Linked DNA regions of Homo sapiens: region 2 is linked to region 1. A link is a loop called in an ENCODE intact Hi-C map of the cell type or tissue named here. Cell type or tissue: heart left ventricle. All regions are shown on one strand. Links, peaks and the distances in the headings refer to the core of each region. The heading gives the core; the rest is flanking DNA.

Region 1 (8,339 bases), core at 10-8,009:
GTGAGGCCCCTCCGTATTAAAGGTGGATCAGGAAACATTAAGCTAAAGTGAGACAAGCAGTTATTCTAGAAGGCCTGGGTTCTAGTCCTAACTCTGCCATTGACTTCCTGGGTGACATTAAATCACATCTGCCTTGAAGACTTCGTCCAGGAAGTAGGAATAATCGTAAGTGGGTTATATACCTCACAAGGTTTTGGTGAGAATTAATGGGATATTGTATTGAGAGGAACTTCAAAAAGGACAAATAATCCCTTCTAGAAAGCAAACTATTAGGCCAGGCACAGTGGCTCGTGTCTGTAATCCTAGCACTTTGGGAGGCTAAGGCAGGCAGATCGCTTGAGTCCAGGAGTTCAAGACCAGCCAGGCCAACATGATGAAACCCCATCTCTACTAAAAATACAAAAACTTAGCCAGGCGTGGTGGCACATGCCTGTATGTGGTGGCACATGCCTATATGTGGTGGCACATGCCTGTAGTCCCAGCTACTAGGGAGGCTGAGGCAGGAAAATCACTCGAACTTGGGAGGCAGAGGTTGCAGTGAGCTGAGATTGTGCCGCTGCACTCCAGGCTGAGTAACAGAGCGAGATCCTGTCTCAAAAAAAAAAGTAAACTATTAAGACTGCCTTGAAAAATTATCATCAGCTTTCAAGAAGGAAATGTTCTCATGTACAGATCAAATAGATTTCTTGTTTGTTTTGTGTTTTGGTTTTCAGGGGTCTCTATTGACCAGGCTAGAGTACAGTGACATGATCCTAGCTCACTGCTGTGTCAAACTCCTGGGCTCATTCAATCCTCTCACCTCAGCCTCTCAAGTAGCTGGGACTACAGGCACGTGCTACCACACCTGAGTAAGTTTTTAATTTTTAGTAGAGATAGGGTCTCACTATGTTGCCCAGGCTGGTCTCAAACTCCTGGTCTCAAGTAATCCTCCTGCCTCGGCCTCCCAAAGTCCTGGATTACAGGTATGAGCCACTGCACCCAGCCTATCAAATAGATTTCTATAAGGGCCCTCTTGTTTTTCTCAAGGTAACAAGTCTTTGGTTCTTCTACCTGTGGGGACATAGACACTGCACTGAAACTAATTCCTGATGGAATAACCTAGTCTAAGATCCAAACAGAAAAAAACAATTATCAGCCACTTTGGCCAAGAGAGATCAAGGCAATTTTTCAAAGTGAGCCCAAGGCTCCACATGCAAGCCAGGGAAGGATATTGAACAGAAGGCAGTGTGGCACTACTATAAATGTGCGGTTCCCCTTAATTAAAAATCTATTAGCAAATTTCCTGATAGGCCGTTGGTATTTACAAATATAAACTAATAGCTATTTATTAGAATGTTTATTCTAAGGGCTTCAAATGAGTTTTTCCTTGTAGTGTGATAATTGTTCAGATGGCTTCCTGCTGATTTAATTACTTCAATTAGCGAGGATTCTCTGAGATGTGTTTCCCTTGGCTTTGGATCCTCTGTGTTGTTATCACAGGGGCCTCATTGATTGTAGCTTGAGGGCCAAGCTATATCTGTGCCACTCACCACCAAATATCAATGTTGAAAAAGTTAAGTCAGTAAGAAGAGAAAGAAAAAAGAAATCAGGCCTGCACGTTTGTTTCCCAGCACCTACTTCGGAGACAGAGGATGCTACGGATCCCACACCACTAGGCTGAGTCTCTTTTGGCTCGAAAAGTCTCTTTGAGCTCATTGGGCTCGTTGTGTTTAGTCGTCCATTTTTTTATCTCTTGCCACCTTGTCATCAATGCTGTACTTTAAAAGGTTAGAAGCCCAGTGGAGAAGTATTATGGCTGACCAAAAGAGCACTAGGCTTAGCTCCTGACAACCTGAATGTGGTGGTTCACATTCAGGTCCGCCAATTCTTCAACACACGAAGAGGTGGTATCTAATTGCCCTCCCCTTGAGTATGGGCTGTGCTTAGTGACTCTCTTCTAACAAATAAAATGTGGCAAATGTGACCTAATTCTTCTACCTTCAAATCCCAACTTATATTTAAAACAAACAAACAAAAAACAGGCCAGGCATGGTGGCTCACACATGTAATCTCCGCACTTTAGGAGGCTAAGGCGGGAGGATTGCTTGTGACTAGGAGATTGAGAGCAGCCTGGGCAACATAGCAAGACCCCATCTCTACAAAAAAAATAAATAATTAGCTGGGTGTGGTAGTATGTGCCTATAGTCCCAACTACTTGGGAGGCTGAAGCAGGAGTATTGCTTGAGCCTGGGAAGTCGAGGTTGCAGTGAGCCCTGATTGTGCCACTGCACTCAGCCTGGGCAACAGAGTGACACCCTGTCTCAAAAACAGAAAAAAAAAAAAAAGAAAGAAAGAAAGAAAAAATATTGCAGATGTGACAATGTATAACAAGATCATAAACAACATCACAGCTTTCCCCTCATACGCTCTCTCTCAGGTTACCTGTTCCAAGTGAAGTTAGCTTCAGTATCATGAGAAACTCTGGAGAGACTTGAAGCCTGCTGCCAATAGCCATGTAGCATGCCATCTTGGAAGTGCATCCTCCAGCCCTAGTCAAGCCTAAACCCTGACCAACAGCCTGACAACCACCCCATGAGAAACCTTGAGCCAGAACCGCCCTTCTGTTCATCAGCAAACATTTACTAAACTCTGGCTACGTGCTAGACAGTGTTTCAGGTTCTAGGAACACAGCAGGGACACCTCAAAGAAGGTGCCTGCTTTCATGGCAATAGCATTTTAATAGAGTAAACTAATAAACAGATAAAAGCAAATGGAGTAATTTTGGAGAGTGATGGCATTGGAAAAGAAATTAAATAAGATAATAGGATAGAACCTACATGGAGAGGCCAGCAGAAGTCTTTCCAAGGGTTGACTCCCCTATTGAGATTTGAAAACATGTAAGACCTAGAAAAGAGCATTCTGGATAGAGGGAACAGCAAGGCAAGGGCAAAATCCGTGAGGCAGAAAAGAGCTTGGGAGTTAGCACTGTGGTGAGCAAGGAGACAGTGCTATGTCATAAGGTCCAAGAAGGTGTTAGGGGGGAACAGAACCTGCGAGCCTTCATACGCCAACAGAAAGAGTGACTCTAGTTCCAGGGGAAATGGGAAGTCCATGGAGGGTCTTAAGCAGAAAGGTGGCAGAACCCAGTGTGCATCTTTAAAAGGTCGCTGTGCTGCTGTGTAGAGGTGTGTTGTAGGGTGGGTGTATTAGTCTACTCTTGTATTGCTATAAAGAAATACCTGAGACTGGGTAATTTATAAAGAGAAGAGGTTTAACTGGCCCATGGTTCTGCAGGCTCCATAGGAACTCCTGCCTCTCTTGAAGGTCCTGGGTACATTTCCACCTGGAGCAGGGGCAAGGGCTACATGACCTCTGGAGGACACTAGGTTTCCAAAGCTCTTCTGAAAACAAAAAATTCTTGCATTTCCTTTAATATCCTCCCTCCCTCTGCTTCCTTTATATTATGTTGCTTTTGAAAATGTTTGCTCTCGGACACTTTGAAGCTCCCAATAATTGGTGCCTTGGGTTTGGTCTGCACAGGGTCTGAGTTCTGGGGCCAGCTGCGAATGGTCTGTCCCTCCTGGACCTGCCTTTTTGTCCTCAGTTGTGTCTTTGATACCCATTAACTTCCCCACACAACACAAGTAGCTACCAGGCCTCACCTCCAACATTGGAGATGACATCTTGACATGAGATTTGGTGGAGAGACAGAGCCAATCCATATCAGAGGGCAAGAGTGAAGCTCTGAGATTGGTTTCACTCAGTGGTTCACTCAGGAGGTCAAAAGCCACAGCTAGCCTAGGGTGGAAGTAAGGAAGATGGGGATAAGAAACAGATTTGAGCTAAGTTTTTAATGTAAAATGGATATGACTGCTGAGGGATTGGACTCTGGGGATGAAAGAGAAGGAGGAATCAAAGACGGTTCTGATGTGAGACAGAAGCAACAGGAAGGAGAGTGGAACTAGTGCCTGAGATGTTGAAGATTCAGGTAGATACAGGTTTGACTCCTACCTGTACAAATTGGGCCTCAGCTGGTTCCAGCACCATGGTCAATGAGGCCAGGCTTATTCATCCCCAAGGACCAAAGAAGGTCAATATGCCATATAATGCTTTATAATTTGCAAAAAGTGCTGAAAAATACGTTACTTATTTGAAACCCACAACACTCCTATGGGTTAATCAGGCTAATGTTTATGTTTCCATTTCACAGATAAGGAAAACTGAGGTTCAGAGAAGTTATGTGGCTTGTGTAACATCACCAGCTACAAAGAAGCCATACAGGGATTCTTAAAGAGGGAGCTGCATGTTGTCTCCTGCATGTTCAATGTCCTTTGATCCTGTGCACTAAATAGCAGTGGAGACCCCCTCTCACTCATCCATCCACCCAATCATTTTGACAACCAGATGCATTTCCAAACTCCTCTGGGGGCGGGAGTGGTGGGAGGGAGAAAGGACAATAACACACACACACACATACACACACACAGTTTGAAAGAAAAAATAACCTATCCATCTGCTCCCTCCCTGAATTAATTTGTTCATGGAGCACTTCCTCTTGGCCGGGCACTTGCTTGATGTTGAGGATACAAAGAAGAATCAAACCCAGTGTCTAACCTCAAGGACCTCCTAGTCAGGTAAGGAGCTTGCAATCCCTGCAATATCTGGAGAAAAAATTTACAAAGATTTCCCAGGCCTGCTCTCATGCAAAAAACCTACAATGTGTCACATGAATTCCTTCCCGCTGATGATAAACAAATATCAGAAATCTGAATACACAAACACACCATACAGAAGAGATTTCTGGAACCTCGGGCAAAATATTATAATATTTTCATGGGCTGCCCAAATTCTAAGCATTAGATTTGATGAACAGCTTTATTGAATTTTGTGGATAAATATTTAAAGCCTTCAAGGGCTTGTGTAAATCACACCTAGGCAGACGCACTTGCTCACAGCACCATCTGCTGGTAGCTGCTTGTGTTGTGCAGGGAAGTTAATGGGTATCCAGGACTCAACTGGGGACAAAAAAGTAGGTCCAGGAGACAGGCCATCTGCAGCTGGCCCTGAAACCCAGACCGTGTACAGACCAACCCCAAGGCACCAATTTCCAGAAGCTTCAAAGCATCCGAGAGCAAAAATTTTCAGAAGCAACACGAGATGACGGAAGCAGAAGGAAGAGAATATAAAGGATATGCAAGGATTTCTTGTTTTCAGAAGTTTGGAAACCTAGTGCCCTCCAGAGGTCATATAGCCCTTGCCCGTGCTCCAGGTGGAAATGTACCTAGGACCCTTAAAAGAGGCAGGAGTTTGCAATCCCCCAGGGTCCAACCTCCCAGGGTCTTTTGTTACATGGCTTATAATTCTTTCCTGACACTTATCATATAGAGAAATATTGCACAGCTCTTTTAAAATTATGTCCTAAAAGCACATTTAATGGCATGGTCAGATTGTATAGTGGGAAAAAAAATTACAAAACAGAGTGTGTGTGTGTGTGTGTGTGTGTGTGTGTGTGCATGTCTATGTAACCAAAAGGGTATGCACCAAAGTATTCACAATGGTCATCTGTAATAGAATAAGGATGACTTTTTTTCTTCTTTGTGTTTGTCTGTATTTTCCAAATTTTCTCTAATAATGCCAGGCACAGTGACTCATGCCTGTAATCCCAGCCCTTTAGGAGGCTGAGATGGGAGGATTGCTTGAGTCCAGGAGATCAAGACCAGCCTGGGAAATATAGCAAGACCCATCTCTACTAAAAATTCAAAAATTAGCTGGGCATGGTGGTAAATGCCTGTAGTTCCAGCTACTCAGGAGGCTGAAGTGGGAGGATCACTTGAGCACAGGATGTTGAAGATACAGTGAGCCATGATCTCACCACTGCACTCCAGCCTAGGGGACAGAAATGTCTTATAAAATAAAAGTAAATAGCAACTGGAAAAAAAAACCCTAATAAGCATGTATCAGTTTGCTGAGAAGAAAAAGAAATTTTAAGGAAAAAATACTACCCCAAGAATAAATTATTTCTTTTCTTTCTCCAGCTGTATTGCAAGTTTATTTCCTTTGGTTGTATACTTGGGGTAACTAGGGTGATATTAATAGCAATGACAATAATAATAATAATAATAATAATAATAATAATAATAATAATAATAATGATACATGAAAAGAGCAGGGTCTCTGGTGAGGGCTCCACCCTTGGTCCTGTGCCCACAGATCTGAGTGAAAATAGGCACTCCTGTTTTTGCACCCAAACATTGCATTTTCCAAGACCGCTGTGGTCCACCACACCCCCCATCCTGTACCCATATAAACCAGAGACCTTAGCGGGCACACACACAAGTGGCTGAACATCAAGACCAGCAGACTAGCAGACCAGAAGCAGTGGAATGATGCAGCAGAGGAAGAGAGAAGAGGAGGAACGTCTGGACACCGAGGGGAGTTCAGCTAGGGGAGGTTGGAGAAGAGTCCAGCTGCTGGGCGGCCCGATTCCAGGGGAAGACCACCTTCCCACTTCCATCCCCCATCCAGCTCCCTATCTGTCTCACTAAGAGCCACCTCCACCCTTCAATAACATCTTGGACTCATCCTTCAAGCTCATGTGTGATCTGATTCTTTTGGGATACTGGGCAAGAGCTCAGGATTCTTTCAGGATACAGAAGGCTGTCACACTGGCCCTCTGCCCTTGTGTAAGGCAGAAGGTCCATTGAGCTGATTAACACACAAGCCATCTGTAGACAGCAAATCTGAAAGAGCTTTGTAACACACACCCAGTTGGGCTTTGGGAGTCACAGACACCCACCCCTAGAAGCTGCCATGTGGCCAGAGCCCAATAGTGCTCACCTCGGCCTCTGCACTTGCCCATCTGCATGCTCCCCCTAGGGGTTTGAGCTGCTGCGGGGTGATCAGGCAGGTGAGCCACACATCTGTCACACACCCTGCAAGGGGAATCAGGGTACTCTCCTGTTTCAATAACTCACAATGGAGCATTTATTAGTAAATGTAGTGGATATGAAGCTCCTAGCTCAGTGTCTGGCACATAGTAAAAACTAAGCTATTGTTATTATTACTACAATGTATCAATAGCCTTCCCTAAAGTATAGAGAACACTCACCTCAAAAAGCTCACAGTTTTAAGTGGAGAGAGAAAAATAATACATAGAAGTATCTAATAATTCAAGAAAAAAAGTGACATTTATTATTCAAACAGAAAGTAATGCCCCTCAAACCTCAATTCTAGGTGGACTCTTTTGGTTGCAAGAAAAAGATCCACTCAACCTAGCTCAACTGAGAAATCTCCTCCAAGGTATCTCAAGGAACACAAAGGTAAGACCCAAAGCAAAGGTAGGTCCCACAGGAACCAGAATTGGGAAGCCAGGAAGAATCAAGTTTCCCCTTTTTCCCAGCCTCAACTCTGTCTTTCCTCATCTCAACTTCTTTCAATGCATCTGCTACATCCTACTCTCTTACTAAACTGCATCCTCTTGCACAGAGCTCGTAGTTGCCACTCCCAAGCTGTCCCTACTACCCTCTCCCTGCGCACAAGAGCTAACCAGCTCAGTTTCTGTCTTCCCATTCTAAATTTTTGAGTGGAGAATGTAATTGACCTGGTTCATCACATTTCTGCACCAGAGGATCCAAACCACTTATTACTGGCTACCCCGTGGATGAATTATCCCTGGATCAGGTACTCAACTCTGGTGCAATTAACTTGGTAAAAGGAATTGGGTCACATGGTACGAAACATGCCACTGCAAGCATTCAGCTGGGGTTATGGGTGAGGGTATGGGCAGAGAAAGCAGTGGCATTTCTGGAACGACATTTCAAGAACAGCACTCATTGATTTCCATTTGTTTTTCAAGGTTTATTGCCTATCTGTCCTCATAGACCTGCTCTTCTGTGAATGTTTGATGCTTGATTAGCAATGAAGAAAAAGTCTTTTGTCACAGGTCGGGTTTCCCTGGCAGCAGAGTAATCTACTTAATTGGTTTTGTTTGTTTTTTGTTTTGTTTTGTTTTGTTTTGTTTTTGACATGGAATCTCGCCCTGTCTCCAGGCTGGAGTGCAGTGGCACAATCTTGGCTCATTGCAACCTCTGCCTCCCGGGTTCAAGCGATTCTCATGCCTCAGCCTCCCAAGTAGCTGGGACTACAGGTGCACGCCACCAGGCCCAGCTAATTTTTTTGTATTTTTAGTAAAGACAAGGTTTCACCATGTTAGCCAGGATGGTCTCAGTCTCCTGACCTCGTGATCTGCCCACCTCAAACTCCCAAAGTGCTGGGATTACAGGCACGAGCCACCGCTCCCGGCCTAATCTGCATAATTGTTAATCTGCTCTAGCAAAGGTACCAAGTCTGGTATAGTGGCT
Region 2 (8,339 bases), core at 48-8,047, 720 kb before region 1:
AGAAGCAAAGCAGAAAACAAACATCTCAAGCTTGAGATCACCCACCATAGCTTCCTCTTGAGCAGAAACAGTAAGATGCTCTTACAGCATCTCTGGAAAACATTAGTGACCATTCTTTGCTTTAGTGACATGATAATTAGAATGAAGTTATGGTGGAATCAGAAGACACTGGAATCTAGATGCCATCCTCCTGAATTTGCAATTAGGGACATTTGTGAACGGTGATACAAGCTACCAGAACTAACCGCAATAAGAAGTCTTGAAGGTAAAGACAGAAAGGCTGTGATGAACAAATAAGGCCAAACAGAAAGGTATGAACAACACTGTGTGATTTCATCAGTTATAATACCCTTACTTTCACTGTGGCTTGCACTACCCAGGGAAGACTTCAGATAAGCTGGATTTAGTTAAAATGCACAGGGACATCTGATCAATGTGCTAAATGAACAGGCTCTGACACCACTTTTACTTTCCCTCTTCACTTGCTTTCAATATTAAGATTGAGGCATTGCCTGTTAGGTATTCTTCCTGCAAGATGGAGCGGAATAGTACAAAATGCATTTGCAAGCAGGCCAAATCATGATTGACAAAACGAAATTTGTTAATACAATGGTTTGAGGCACTTGACAGAAATTTTTGTCAACAGTGTAGATTAAGGGATTCAAAAATATGAAATTTGCAGATGAAATGGCTTTGATGTTTCTCATGAAAAGCATTTTATTGACAGACTGGATCAGAGTGAAAAAATGTGCATCTTCTCAATGCATGCATTTTAAGTCTTTGATAAAACACGTATTAGTCCTGCTGTTTTTGCTCATTTGTCGTATATTCCATTGGCTTTGCCTTTAGCCACAAAAAGGGATCAGGTGTGAGTAGAAACAGAATGGAAAACCCCCTAAAGAAAGTGTCAGATTGGTCCCCATGAATTGTGGCCATGTCATTTTTTCAAGTGCTTATTGACTAGGTCCCATACACTCTTTTTGATCTTATTCTATTAATTCTTCAAAGAATGAGATTCTTTCTCATTTAGAAAGATCTTCTGGTATCAGTCAGGACATTTTGGTTACAAGTAGCAGAAACCAAAAAAAAGGATTATAAGCCACTGGTTCTCAAAGTGTGGTTCCCAGACCAGTAGCACCAGCATCTCCTGGAAAATCATTTGAAATGCAAGTTCACAGGCAGCTCCCTCGACCAACATGGAGGTGGGGCACAGCAATAGGTATTTTAACAAATCCTTCAAGTGATTCAGTGCACACAAAGGAGACAAAAGATTGGCTCACTTAACTGAAAAGTTCATGGCTAGATATATGAGGCTGCAAATATGACTGTATCCAGGAACTCAAACAGTGTCATTAGGACCATCACATCAAGTTTGTTTTTTTCTTCTAGTGTGGTCTCACTCTTAGATAACTTATCTCTTCGTGACGGAAAGATATCAACAGCTCCATGCTTATGTCCCATCTTTTTTATTTACACCATGATATGGTTTGAATCTGTGTCCCCACCAAATCTCATGTCGAATTGTAATCCCCAGTGTTGGAGGTAGAGCCTGGAGGGAGGTGATAAGATCATGGAGGTGTCTCTGATGAATGGCTTAGCACCATCCTTTTGGTATTGTTCTTATGATGGTGAATGAGTTCTCACAAGATCTGGTTATTTAAAAAGCATGTAGCACCTCCCCCATCAGTGTTTCTCTCACTCCTGCCCCCACCATGTGAGACGCCTGCTTCCCCTTCTCTTCCACCGTGATTGTAACTTTCCTGAGGCCTCACCACAAGCCAAGCAGATGCCAGCACCATACTTCTTGTACAGCCTGTGGAACTGTGAGCCAGTTCAACCTTTTTTCTTTATAAATTACCCAGTCTCAGGTATTTCTTTATAGCAATACAAGAAATGACTAAGAAACCCCAGAATAAACACAGTGCTTTGCCCCAAGATCTTCCATAAACACCCCCAAATGGAGTCTCTCAACCTCCCTGATTGGTCCAGTCCAGGTTTTGTGCCCTTCCCTGAACTTATCACGCTGCCAGAGGTTGTCACACTCTGAGTGGCCAGTTATGGTTTACCTGTCAGAGGTGGCATGAACTCTAAAGCCATAAGGACAGAGGGTAAGAAGGACTGATTGCCCCTAAAAAGTCCAATGTGAATGCAAGAAGGCAGGGGAATGGATGCTAAAGAGATTTAGTCCTTGGTCTTCTAATAAATTCCAGATTAAGGTACAAGTAGCTTCCCTAAATACAAACACACACACACACACACACACACACACACTTACATTAGTGTTTCTCTGGATACTGAAAAAGAACCCTCACCTTTAATCTAACTCTTCCTCATGCTCTCTCTTGCTTCTTGGTTAATGCAAAGAGTGGAAGATCAATTCTTACTAAATGCAATCCAGAACTGATAGCAAAAGAACTGAAAGAGAGAATTCCTTAGCAAAGCCCATGTCCCTAAATAAAGAGGGTTCCTAAGGTTGATGATGGGGAGGAGCCTACAAAAGATTCCTTCAGGAGCATCAGGCACAGCTCTGCACAGATGGGGGGCAGGTGGCCATCTTTGACTCTGCTGCAATTCAGTGTGACAATCCCCCTCAGTAGAGCCTTTTATTTCCCTGTAGTTCACAGAGGAATTTATTTTGCAGAGGAATAAAGAACTCGTGTACATGATTTGGCTTTCATCTTCAAACCAAGACTAAAACTTTGAGCTGTCATAGTTGTGCCATCTCAGCAGCCCAAATTCAGTGTTTTACAAAAGAGAGAGAAGAAAGAAAACTTTATCCATTCCCTGAGCTGTCACCTCTACCCAGATCAAGGCAATGTTTTCCTATTTTAGAACAAATGAAAATGCTCCATGAGTAATCTCATTTTGACTGAGGAATTACTATCAAGAGCAAACGTCTTGTCAAATGCCTCTTATACGGCTATTTGCAATCTCACTTGTTCTTTTGTGCCCACCCTCTACATTTGGATCAGCCCAAACCCAGGAGACATGTTGAATTCTTCCCTGCATTTCCAGTGCTGGGCACAGAATCTGGCACAGGGTCTTTGCTGAATATATGTATGTTGCACTGAATTAGGTGGAAAGGGTGTCCTGTTTCCCATAATTTTTCTTTTCTACTATTAGATAGCTTCATTGCAGCATACGCTCCACTGTTTTATGGTTTCTATGAGACAATATTTGTTCCCTCATCATTAGACAGGCTATTTGACAAGATGGGCCACTTTAAGGGATATACCTTATGCCGCCTTTCGCTCTTCTACAATTCAGCTCCATAAGGATGACCTTCAGACATTTTTACACCCAATTCCCCCGCAGCACCACTAGAGGGCAGCAGAGAACACAATGATGGCAAGATGGCCATTTTGTCCAGTCTTTGTCTTCAGCTCTCCTAGTCCCTCAATTTTCCCAGCTTTCATCCTTTTGTTAACTTTGGCTTTATGGGTGCAAGTTTCAGTACAGAAAAGCCTGATTTGCTTTAGAGCAAAGAAAACCATACCTTTTTTCTTCCTGCCTTTTCATGTGGTTTCTTAGAGAAATAATTTCATCAACGAGCCAAAACACTCAAAGTTTACAAAATGCACCTGTTTTGTTTTGTTTTTAAATATGGCCTCTCCTTTAGAAAAGAAAAAAAGAAAATAAAATCTTATCTACTACATTAGGCGAGAGTTTCCCTTCTGAGCGCCTTTTCTATAAGATCTTTAACTGAGCTCTGCTATCAGTCTCTTCAGCCTCCATTCTTCTTGTGATCCAAAATCCAGCCTGGAAAAAAGCTCTCATTGGCAGGATAATTAAAGTAGATGAACAAGTCCTTCAGTCCCAGTTAATCCCAGTAAGCCTAATTCAGCTTCTATAGATGGAAGGATAAAAGTGTTCTCCCATCAGGGTCATTCATAGTTGGACTGCAGCCTACACCAAGAAATCACTCCCCAGATAATCACAAGGTCATGGCGACCAAGTTTATACATAAGTAAGATTGAATTTGGTCTAGGTTTGATCCAACTGCACAGATCAAGGAATCACTGCCAAAAAGAAAAGAAAAAAAAAAGATTACTTAGAGCTAAATTTCAGGACAAACCAACACCTTGACTCCTTGCTTTCATGCAAAATTTCTCTTCAAGTTCCAGGAACACACCCCCAATTTGGCATGCAAATCAAAAGAGCCTTTTAAAATAACAATTTAGCAATAACTATTAAGATGAAATTTTCTGTTTCTAGAATGTATGCTACATGAATATACATATGTATGTGCATGTATAGCAGACAATTGGAAACAAACTAAATCTCTATCAGTAGATTATTTCAATATATTTTGATATACCCACACTCTGATATACCACACAGCTAAAAAAAGAAAAAGATTGCGATGTATCTGTCTTCAGTGAAAGAGAAGGATGGCTGAAAATTATTAATAGCAATGTACTAAAAATGTTAAGTACATATTTTTCATTTAAAAAACTATATGTCTATGTATGTAAATGAATGCAAATACAGATTTGTATTTCAAAATCTGGAAGGATTTACATAAACCTGGTTTAGGGGAGCATCATAGATAAGAGAGGAGTAAAAAGGTAGAAATTTAATTATATTCTGGTATCACTTACACAATTTTGTTAAATCTAAAATGTTGCTTACATAACTGGGCTCACATTAGCCAATGTTATGTTTGGTCACTTGCGATTCTTTATTCACTGAAACTCTAGTTGTTTCAGGTACTACCTAGCATTTGGTCTCCATATCCCAAGGACAAAGCAAAAATTTTAAGTTTTCTCTCTTGAAAGATTTTTGGAAACTAATATAACCCTGCTAGCATGAACAGACACAGCGTATATGAAAATTGAAATCACATCATTTTCAAACTGAAAGTAAACAAATGCCCTCTTACCATTAGCTGTGCCCAGAGACATCCACAAAATTAGAGTCTCAAAGCTGGGAAGGGAGCTCAGAGTTTTTCCCAATGCCCCATCACTCACAAATAAAGAAAGGGAGGCTCAGTGAGGTCATGTGGCACCCCCAGTTTATAAAAAGTCCAGCCCAGTTCTCAGAGTTTATTGGCCACATCATGAAATGGTCACATCCTTTATCACTGAAAACCAGAAGAATATTTTTGAGAGTGAAAGGTGGCACTGTTCATGATCACTGTGGGACAACAGTTAGGACTGTAAGTTAGGACTGTCCTGGGGCAACTGAACACACAGGCACTGTGCCAACCTCCTTCAACCACACTGAATTCCAAAAGAGCCGATATATGGACTTTGCACCCCACCCTTCCCAATGTGAAACCCTTATGAGAGGCCTTCTCCTACAGCAGTCATCGAAAGTATGGTTGTTTCTCTTTATTCTATTTTATTTCATTTGTTTATTTATTTTATTTTATTATTATTTTTAAGATGGAGTCCCTCTCTGTTGCCCAGGCTGGAGAGCAGTGGCACCATCTTGGCTCACTGCAACCTCTGGCTCCCAGGTTTAAGTGATTCTCCTGCTTCAGCCTCCCAAGTAGCTGAGATTACAGGCACCAACCACCACACCTGGCTAATTTTTGTATTTTTAGGAGAGAGGGGGTTTCACCATGTTGGCCACGGGGGTCTTGAACTCCTAACCTCAACTGATCCACCTGCCTCAGCCTTCCAAAATGCTGGAATTACAGGCATAAGCCATCCTGCCTGTCCCCTCTTTATTCTAGTTAAATATTCATTAACAATCATCTTCCTGGATCCCCAGAAGAAAGAAACTATTTAACAAATAATTTTATTAGTCCTGGGAGGAATAAAACCAAAACAGGACTACTGTTTTTCTCCAATGTTCTCTCAGTTAATCTCAGAGTCCTTGCAAAATGACACAGGCATCTGGGTCTGGTATTCCCAGCTCCTTAATAGAGTTTACCAGATTTAGGGAAGTGAAAATGTGAAACACTCAGTTAAACTGGACTTTCAAATTCAAATGCAATTTTTGAGACATACTTACACTAAAAGAAATTATTGCAAGTTTATCTGAAAGTCCAGCTTAAGTGGATATCCAACATTTTGCCTGGCAACCTTGTCACTGAACTCACATCTACCTCGCTTTTCAGAAGGTCCAAAACTTGCCGATGATTGGCTGGGCTTTTAGACCTGCAGATTGATGCTGGAGGAGGGAACATACAGAATAACTATGTAAAGTGCTTCCTCATACCTGCCTCATTCAAAACCCCATCAGAGGTACCTTGGGCCAGTGATCAAATCAGGTTTCCCTTTGGGCTCCAGATGCTCTCTGCTCTGCCATGCCTTCCACAGTTTTTTTTGGAGCACACCAGCCACCTGTGACTTCACTCAGGCTCTTATTCCTCCCCCAGATGCTTTTCTTATCTCAGCCTGACAAACTTTGCTGCTCTCGGAAGTCAGGTGGAAGAAACTTCACCCTAACGCAGTGTCTGCCTTTCACTTCACACGACTGTTATTACCTGACATTGCCTGCTACTGTTGCTGTTTCCTGGCTTGTTGTCTGTCTTCTCTGTCTAGAATAGAAGCTCCATGAGATCAAGGGCTCTGTCGGCCTTGACCATCACCATGTATCCAGAAGACTGTCCAGGGCTTATAAATAGCTAGAGAATTAATGAAGGGCAAGCCACTTTTACTGGAAAGCCACCGCCTCTGGGAAGCTTCTCCTGACCACCCTCAGGAAAAATTAATGACTTCCTCCTTGGCAATCCCACTGCCCACTGCTCCCCTTCAACAAGGCATGCATTCAATAAATAGTCATTGAGCACTAATGATATACCAAGAGTTTGGCACATCACAGAACTTAGTTCCATATTCATCTATCTCCACTCTAATGGATGAAATTCTTGAGGGTAGGGAATTACTTACTCATCTATTTTTTTATTTTTATTTATTATTATTATTATTATAATACTTTAAGTTTTAGGGTACATGTGCACAACGTGCAGGTTTGTTACATATGCACACATGTGCCATGTTGGTGTGCTGCACCCATCAACTCATCATTTAGCATTAGGTATATCTCCCAATACTATCCCTCCCCCATTCCCCCACCCCACAACAGTCCCCGGTGTGTGATGTTCCCCTTCCTGTGTCCATGTGTTTTCATTGTTCAATTCCCACCTATGAGTGAGAACATGCGGTGTTTGTTTTTTGTCCTTGTGATAGTTTGCTGAGAATGATGGTTTCCAGCTTCATCCATGTCCCTACAAAGGACATGAACTCATCATTTTTTATGGCTGCATAGTATTGCATGGTGTATATGTGCCACATTTTCTTAATCCAGTCTATCATTGTTGAACATTTGGGTTGGTTCCAAGTCTTTGCTATTGTGAATAGTGCTGCAATAAACATACGTGTGCACGTGTCTTTATAGCAGCATGATTTATAATCCTTTGGGTATATACCCAGTAATGGGATGGCTGGGTCAAATGGTATTTCTAGTTCTAGATCCCTGAGGAATTGCCACACTGACTTCCACAATGGTTGAACTAGTTTACAGTCCCAACAACAGTGGAGAAGTGTTCCTATTTCTCCACATCCTCTCCAGCACCTGTTGTTTCCTGACTTTTTAACGATCGCCATTCTAAATGGTGTGAGATGGTATCTCATTGTGGTTTTGATTTGCATTTCTCTGATGGCCAGTGATGATGAGCATTTTTTCATGTGTCTTTTGGCTGCATAAATGTCTTCTTTTGAGAAGTGTCTGTTCATATCCTTTACCCACTTTTTGATGGGGTTCTTTGTATTTTTTTCTTGTAAATTTGTTTGAGTTCATTGTAGATTCTGGATACTAGCCCTTTGTCAGGTGAGTAGGTTGCAAAAATTTTCTCCCATTCTGTAGGTTGCCCGTTCACTCTGATGGTAGTTTCTTTTGCTGTGCAGAAGCTCTTTAGTTTAATGAGATCCCATTTGTCAGTTTTGGCTTTTGCTGCCATTGCTTTTGGTGTTTTAGACATGAGTCCTTGCCCATGCTTATGTCCTGAATGATATTGCCTAGGTTTTCTTCCAGGGTTTTTATGGTTTTAGGTCTAACATGTAAGTCTTTAATCCATCTCGAATTAATTTTTGTATAAGGTGTAAGGAAGAGATCAAGTTTCAGCTTTCTACATATGGCTAGCCAGTTTTCCCGACACCATTTATTAAATAGGGAATCCTTTCCCCATTTCTTGTTTTTGTCAGGTTTGTCAAAGATCAGATAGTTGTAGATATGCGGCATTATTTCTGAGGGCTCTGTTCTGTTCCATTGGTCTATATCTCTGTTTTGGTACAAGTACCATGCTGTTTTGGTTACTGTATCCTTGTAGTATAGTTTGCAGTCAGGTAGCATGATGCCTCCAGCTTTGTTCTTTTGGCTTAGGATTG

The links. A loop is a pair of places that touch in the nucleus more often than their neighbours do. Peaks named below come from ENCODE experiments on the same cell type or tissue, not always from the same donor. Only the 100,000 strongest peaks of a DNase experiment are listed, where the experiment ranks them.
Region 2: a loop joins it to region 1, with 30 times the contacts of the local background. A loop is called at or near these places in 74 of 110 quality-filtered maps.

Annotation. Positions count from the first base shown.
Region 1 is chr16:52,907,816-52,916,154 of GRCh38, forward strand. No RefSeq gene overlaps it. Among named protein-coding and RNA genes, the nearest start is that of CHD9NB, 140 kb to the right of the region's middle. In heart left ventricle, for the core only: CTCF peaks have their summits at 4,938 (motif pointing left) and 5,137; no DNase peak of the experiment used is centred there.
Region 2 is chr16:52,188,408-52,196,746 of GRCh38, forward strand. No RefSeq gene overlaps it. Among named protein-coding and RNA genes, the nearest start is that of CASC22, 66 kb to the right of the region's middle. In heart left ventricle, for the core only: a CTCF peak has its summit at 3,324 (motif pointing right); a DNase peak (open chromatin) is centred at 3,334; H3K27me3 peaks cover 558 bases.